2 separate regions of the Mus musculus genome follow, and region 2 is linked to region 1. A link is a loop called in an ENCODE intact Hi-C map of the cell type or tissue named here. Cell type or tissue: left cerebral cortex. All regions are shown on one strand. Links, peaks and the distances in the headings refer to the core of each region. The heading gives the core; the rest is flanking DNA. Region 1 overlaps Wdtc1 (WD and tetratricopeptide repeats 1). Region 2 overlaps Ahdc1 (AT hook, DNA binding motif, containing 1).

Evidence for each region. Hi-C counts contacts between places; a loop is a spot of excess contacts. Peaks named below come from ENCODE experiments on the same cell type or tissue, not always from the same donor. Only the 100,000 strongest peaks of a DNase experiment are listed, where the experiment ranks them.
Region 2: a loop joins it to region 1, with 2.1 times the contacts of the local background. A loop is called at or near these places in 1 of 42 quality-filtered maps.

What each region holds. Positions count from the first base shown.
Region 1 is chr4:133,296,276-133,299,174 of GRCm38, reverse strand. Wdtc1 (WD and tetratricopeptide repeats 1) reads left to right here. Exons shown (of 16, transcript NM_199306.4): 13 at 1,520-1,755; 14 at 2,582-2,759. Among named protein-coding and RNA genes, the nearest start is that of Tmem222, 20 kb to the right of the region's middle. In left cerebral cortex, for the core only: a CTCF peak has its summit at 1,259 (motif pointing right); DNase peaks (open chromatin) are centred at 397 and 1,278; H3K27ac peaks cover 1,880 bases.
Region 2 is chr4:133,067,718-133,070,610 of GRCm38, reverse strand. All of the region lies in intron 6 of Ahdc1 (AT hook, DNA binding motif, containing 1), which reads right to left. Among named protein-coding and RNA genes, the nearest start is that of Gm26615, 14 kb to the left of the region's middle. In left cerebral cortex, for the core only: no CTCF peak of the experiment used is centred there; DNase peaks (open chromatin) are centred at 1,313, 1,563 and 1,990; H3K27ac peaks cover 2,247 bases.

The DNA.
Region 1 (2,899 bases), core at 301-2,800:
GTTCTGGAAAGGACTGGCAGGGGATGAGTCTGTGAGGTAGCCTGGGGCTTGCCTGGAAAGGGCTTGGAATGCAGAGGGTGGCATTTGGCCTTGATTCAGTGTGTGATGGGCAGCTACTGGAGAGCTTTGAGCGAGGACGTGCAGAGGGCTGTCTTTTCAGGGAGATTGATCTGGCAGTACATCTAGGATGGGTGAGCCCTGGGGCCAGCCTGCTCTTTTTTTTTCCCCATCCCCACATGCCTGCCAGTGACCCCTAGAATGTCACGTTCTGTCCCAGGCCAGCCTCCCCAGGGCTACCATCTGCTCCTGGAAACAGACCACCCTCTGGTTCCTGGCTGGTCTCTGGTCTGGCTCTTGCTAGGAGCTCAGAAAGGGGCACCTTGCAGGCAGTAACTGGGTTTCCAAACAGCGCCTGCTCCTTCGTCATAGGCACTCGTTCTGACGCAGAGCACACCATCAAAGCAGCTCTGCTTCCTGCCTGCCCCACATTGCTTAGCTGTCGGTTAGAGTCTTAAGTGGCTACTCCAAGGGCTGGGTGCTCCTCCTGACTGTATGGCGAGAGAGGTCAGGAGACACCTGTGACCTGTGCCCTTGGTGAAGGGACCCTTGGCATTAGTGAGTGCTGCTTGCTGTAAGCATAGTAGACCCACCCCAGCCCAGTAGGAAGCGGGGAGGTTCAATCCCCAGCATTGAAAATACAAACATTTACAGGTTTCTAAAGGGGAAAGTGACTCTCATTGCTGCTTGGCTGTACAGATGAGAAACCAAATTGGGTTTCTGGCAACAGGGAGGTGGGCCTGGAAAAGAGGGCGTCTCCCTCTACCCCTCCAACAGAAAGCCTACACTCCCCTTTATCCATACTTGTCCATTGGAGAAAAGAGTAGAGAGGATTTGGAGCTCCTGGTGTGCACAGCCCCCTCACCATCAGCTTCCAGAGAGCTGACTTTGCCAGACAGTCAGGCCCCATCCTCCAGCCCCAGGAGGTGGAGGCCACAGCTGCTGCAGATCAGTCAGCCAGGACAGAGGGGGGTCTGGCTGAGGGCATGCTGGTCAGACCCTGAGTCCCTGGCCTAACACTTCTGGCTTCTCCAGGCCACAGAACTGTCCTTGAGGGCCCCCTGCCTTGGACATAGCTTTGAAGACCAGCAGGGGGATTTGAGGAGGTGGATGAAGGAAAAGAGAAGGAGGGCTTGGGGAGTCTGCGGTGGGCAGGATGCCAGGCCTTCTGCTGCAGAGCTGCGGGTGCCTGAGGTGAACAGTGCACAGTTGCAGCCTACGCCCAGCAGAGGGCAGCCCGACACTGCTCTTTACTCGCCAAGCCTCAGGCTCCTGGCTTGAGCCTCAGCTTACTCCTGCTCCCAGGGAGGGAGCAGTGGGCTTCGCCAAGGCTTCATCTCCTTATCTCCTCACCCTGAGGGTTGTCAGAGATGGCCTAGAAGTAGCCACAGAAGATGGTGGGAACCTTGTATCTGCCACAGGGCCTCTCTCACCTCTAAGCTATGTTCCTGTACCTTCTCAGGGACGGGGACCACTATGATGCCCTCCGGGACTGCCTCAAGGCCATCTCCCTAAACCCTTGCCACCTGAAGGCACACTTCCGTCTGGCCCGGTGCCTCTTTGAACTGAAGTATGTGGCCGAGGCTCTGGAGTGCCTGGATGACTTCAAAGGGAAGTTCCCAGAGCAGGCCCACAGCAGTGCATGTGACGCATTAGGCCGGGACATCACAGCTGCCCTTTTCTCCAAAAGTGATGGTGGTGAGTGTGTGCCCAGGAGACGCAGCTGTCCGTTCCCTACCCAGAAAGGCCCTGGCGCTTTGATCTAGAAGCCCTGGTTTCAGATGCTGATTATGAAACTCCATGGACTTAAGACAGTCTGACCCCTGAAACTCACTTTTCATGGCTGAAGAAGGAGACGGTCAGCATCTCCCAGTGAAACTCTGTTGAAAGTTAATGTTAGCATTCAAGGCACCAGGTAGAGCCCAGTCAGGCTGTGTGAGCTCTAGCTGGGCCTTCCCACCTGTCCCCAGACGGGCCTTGGCAGAGCACACTGGGCAGAGGCAAGTGCTGTTTGTTGTCTTTGTCTCAGTCTGGCCATGGGCAGCAGGCATGGTGTCTAGGACAGTGCCTTAGTTCTCAGCTTAGCTCTACCAGGTCGAACTGTGTGGCCATGGATCCAGCACAGCCTCCAAACCGGTCTTGTCTGCAAAGGGCACACCAAGCCTTCCCAGTGCCTCTGTAGATTTGTAGGACGAGCTGGGTCATGGTGACCAACTATGAGAGTCTCCAACTATGAGAACTATGTGGGATAGATCTCACTGGAGGCAGATAACTAGCCACGGGATTCGCTCATTCCATGAGTAGTGTTCAGGCTGACGCCAGCGATGCAAATTCCTACGGACTTCTCTTAGTTCTTGGGAGTAAACCTGGGGGCAGATGGCCTGGCATTGCCTGGTCTGGGTTGGAAACTGTAGCACAGGGGTAGAGGAGACACTGAGGGGGGGGGAGGGAAGGGAAGCCTCCCACCTCCCTCACATCTCTCCTTCCTCACCTCTTTCTCATCTCTCCTTGCTTTCGGCCCCAGAGGAGAAGAAGGCAGCTGGTGGTGGTGGTGGTCCAGTTCGCCTTCGAAGCACAAGTCGCAAGGACTCCATCTCAGAAGACGAAATGGTGCTACGGGAACGGAGCTACGACTATCAGTTCCGCTACTGTGGGCACTGCAACACCACCACGGATATCAAGGAGGCCAATTTCTTTGGCAGGTCTGAGGCCCTGAGCAGGAGGAGGGCACACATCCCAGTTGACAGCAGGGTTTGAGGGGTTGCGCCACGTGGGAGACATAATTTGAGGGTACTCGTGGTCTGGCACTGCCTCTATACCCTTAGGTTCCTCCAGTAGCCTC
Region 2 (2,893 bases), core at 394-2,893, 230 kb after region 1:
TGCTCAGAGCCAGAGGCAAGATCAAGTGACCTCTTAAGGATTCAAAACTCAGAGAGACAAAGCCCAGAACAGCCAGGCCTGGGCATGCCTGCTGACCCTGGCTGGCTGGTGGTCTTGGAAACTGCCTCCTGTTCCGGTCCAGCCCCAGCTGGTGTAACCTGGGAGGACCTGTGACATTTCTCTTGGCCTCCCTTCTACAGCCAAGAGCTAATAGGGAGGAGAGAAGGATTAGAGATTCCTGAATGTATCTGGTCCCTTTCCACCATCTCATCTCTACTCCTGGGGTCTGCTGCAGTTGGTATTTGGTTTAAGGGCCCCAGTATGGAGCTAGTCTGTCTGGGTCTGCTTTTCATTTAGGGGACCTAAGAATATGCCTGTATGAGCTGAAGGTCCCCTCCACTCCTTTTCACCCCTTTTCACCTATTTCCAACTGTCCTGTCAGCTACAGTACTCAGCAGAGGCAGGACACACATTCCCAGCTCTCCCTGGGACGGAGCTTGCTCTTGACCTCAGTTCCCACTGCCTGCGGTGCCCTCCCCTGGCTCCATAATCTCGCCTTTTCTTCAAGCTCAGCTTCTTACCACAAACCCACAAAATTCATTTAAAACATTAGACCTTCTGGACCCAGTGGTCAGTGCCTGGAACACCAGCGCTCAGTAGGCTGAGGCAGGAGGAAGCAAGTTCCAGGTCAGCCAGGGCTAAGATACAAAACAACTTCTGATCCCAAAGAACCATGGGGTTCGCCTTATGGGAGCCTCCATTTTGCTTGCACACAGGGAGCTGGGGATGTGGGTGAAGAACAGGCCTGTGGCAGCTCTGAAGGGCAGAGATGGCTCCATGTTTTACAAACTATGGATCCCTGGGCAGAGTTCAGGTGTCCCTGTATCCTTAACTCTCCAATGAAAGCCTAGAACATCCTCTCTGCCCAGGATGGTGTGAGGAGTCCTGGGGCAGTGTTACATACGAGGACAACACACATGTGTACAGAAGGATTTCTCAGCCCAACACCTAGTGCCTGGGGTGCAATCCTTGCTCCTTCCCACCTTTGGGGACATGCCATCCCCTACCAGGTGTCTCCAGGTTCCCGTGTGCCTGTTTTAACTTCCTGGGCCGGTGCTGAACTGCTGACAGGAGCCCTGTCTACTCTGTCTCCCCAGATCCTGCCACAGAATGGGCTCCAAGGAGCAGAGGATGAGTAGATGAGCCGGAGCGCCGCTACCCAGTGCCTATTAAAGCTGCTCGCTGCCCTGTCGGTGAGTGAGCGTTGTCACTGTCTTCTCTGCTTAAGCCTGCTGCTGACAGCGTGGCTCCCTCTACCAATTCTCCCTCCCTGCCACTCTACTCTCTGCATCCTCCAACCTTTCTCTCTCACAGGATTTTAACTAGTCCTTGGCACCAGAGGGTGGTTGCTCTACATGAGGCACTTGTCTGTTATCCTAACTAAAGCATTACCGCAGATCACTTTAGTCCAAGCCACCATCACGGCTGGCTTGTCTGGTCTCCTTTCTACAATGGCTCCCTGTACATCTTGGAATGATTCAAATTCCTTGCAGTGTCTGACAGGCCCTGCCTCTGCCAATCTGGCCCTTGCTTAGCTTTCCTGCCTCTTCATCCCTCAGCTCTTCAAAGCCCAACCCCTCCCTGCCTCAAGACCGTACACACCGCCTGCTGGTCCCCCTGCCCAGTAGGTCCTCCCCGCCTACCATGTAGCTCCTGCGTCCTATTGGTAGCTGGAAGGTCTGGGTTCCCTGATGCAATCTCTCACAACCTCCTTGCTGGCCTTGCCCCATTCTTCTCCACACCTCTACCCAACAAGTGTTCTGCGCCCTTCTGTGTTTCCTGTCTTTCTCTCTGAACCCAAGGTCCTCTGAGAATCAAGCGCCTCTTTTCTGGTGCTTCCAATGCCTGATGCATGCACAGGGAGGGCTGCATAGACATTCCTGTGAGGACAGCGCTGCTACCTCCCATTGCTGGGTGGGGAACAGGCTAGAATGTGGGGCTGGATGGCATCCCAACTCCTCCTGCATTCAGGCCTAGCTGGGTGGTTCCATTATGCACTGCGCTGAGCTGTGACCTGCCCAAACACCCAGCCCCCACGCCCATTCATTTTCCATCCCAGAGTCTGGGAGGAACGGTTTTGGGATTATTTCATTTCTGGATTATCCATGAGACATCTCCCCTCCGGTGAGAAGGATCAAGGGTTTGACATTTTAAACCCTAAGCAGCTTCTCCCTTTGCCTGCTTCAGATCTGCAGCCCTGCTGCTTGCAGGGAGATGCATGGGGAATGCAAGGCCATTTTAATCTTGGCTTGGCTTCATTAGGAAGGAAAAAACACTGCCAAAAAAAAAAAAAAAAAAAAAAAGAAAAAGAAAAAAGCTTGAGCCATTGTTTCTGCCATGCAGACCTTTGAGAGACTCAGATATTATTAAAGTCAATTTTTCTCAAACAGATGGGGAAACAGAGGCCAGGGAAGGACAAAGCTTAAAGACATGTAGCAAGCTAGAAGCCACACAGGGACCTGGTATTCCCCAGAGCCTTTTGGCTCTCATGAATGGCTCCTTGCCACCCTGAGGCACCAGGGCATCTGGGCTCTGACAAAGCGGGGGTCGTAAGTTTCCACTGACTTTGCTTCAGGACCCTGAATCACCCCGACCTCAAGTGGCCTCTCCAGAGCAGGAAGGACAAGTTGGCCCATCAGGAGGCAAAAATACCCAGGAGGCTTTGGGGCAGCAAGAGTAAAGAGTGAGGGTTTTAGTCAAGCTCTAAGTGACTTCACTGCCAATGGTCACATGGGGCCCATTCTGAGAGAGGTCTCTCGCCCCAAAATGGGTCTAGCTGTGGCTGTATTAAAAACAGACTGTTCTTCAAGAAGACAGTTCTTTTTGTTTTTTG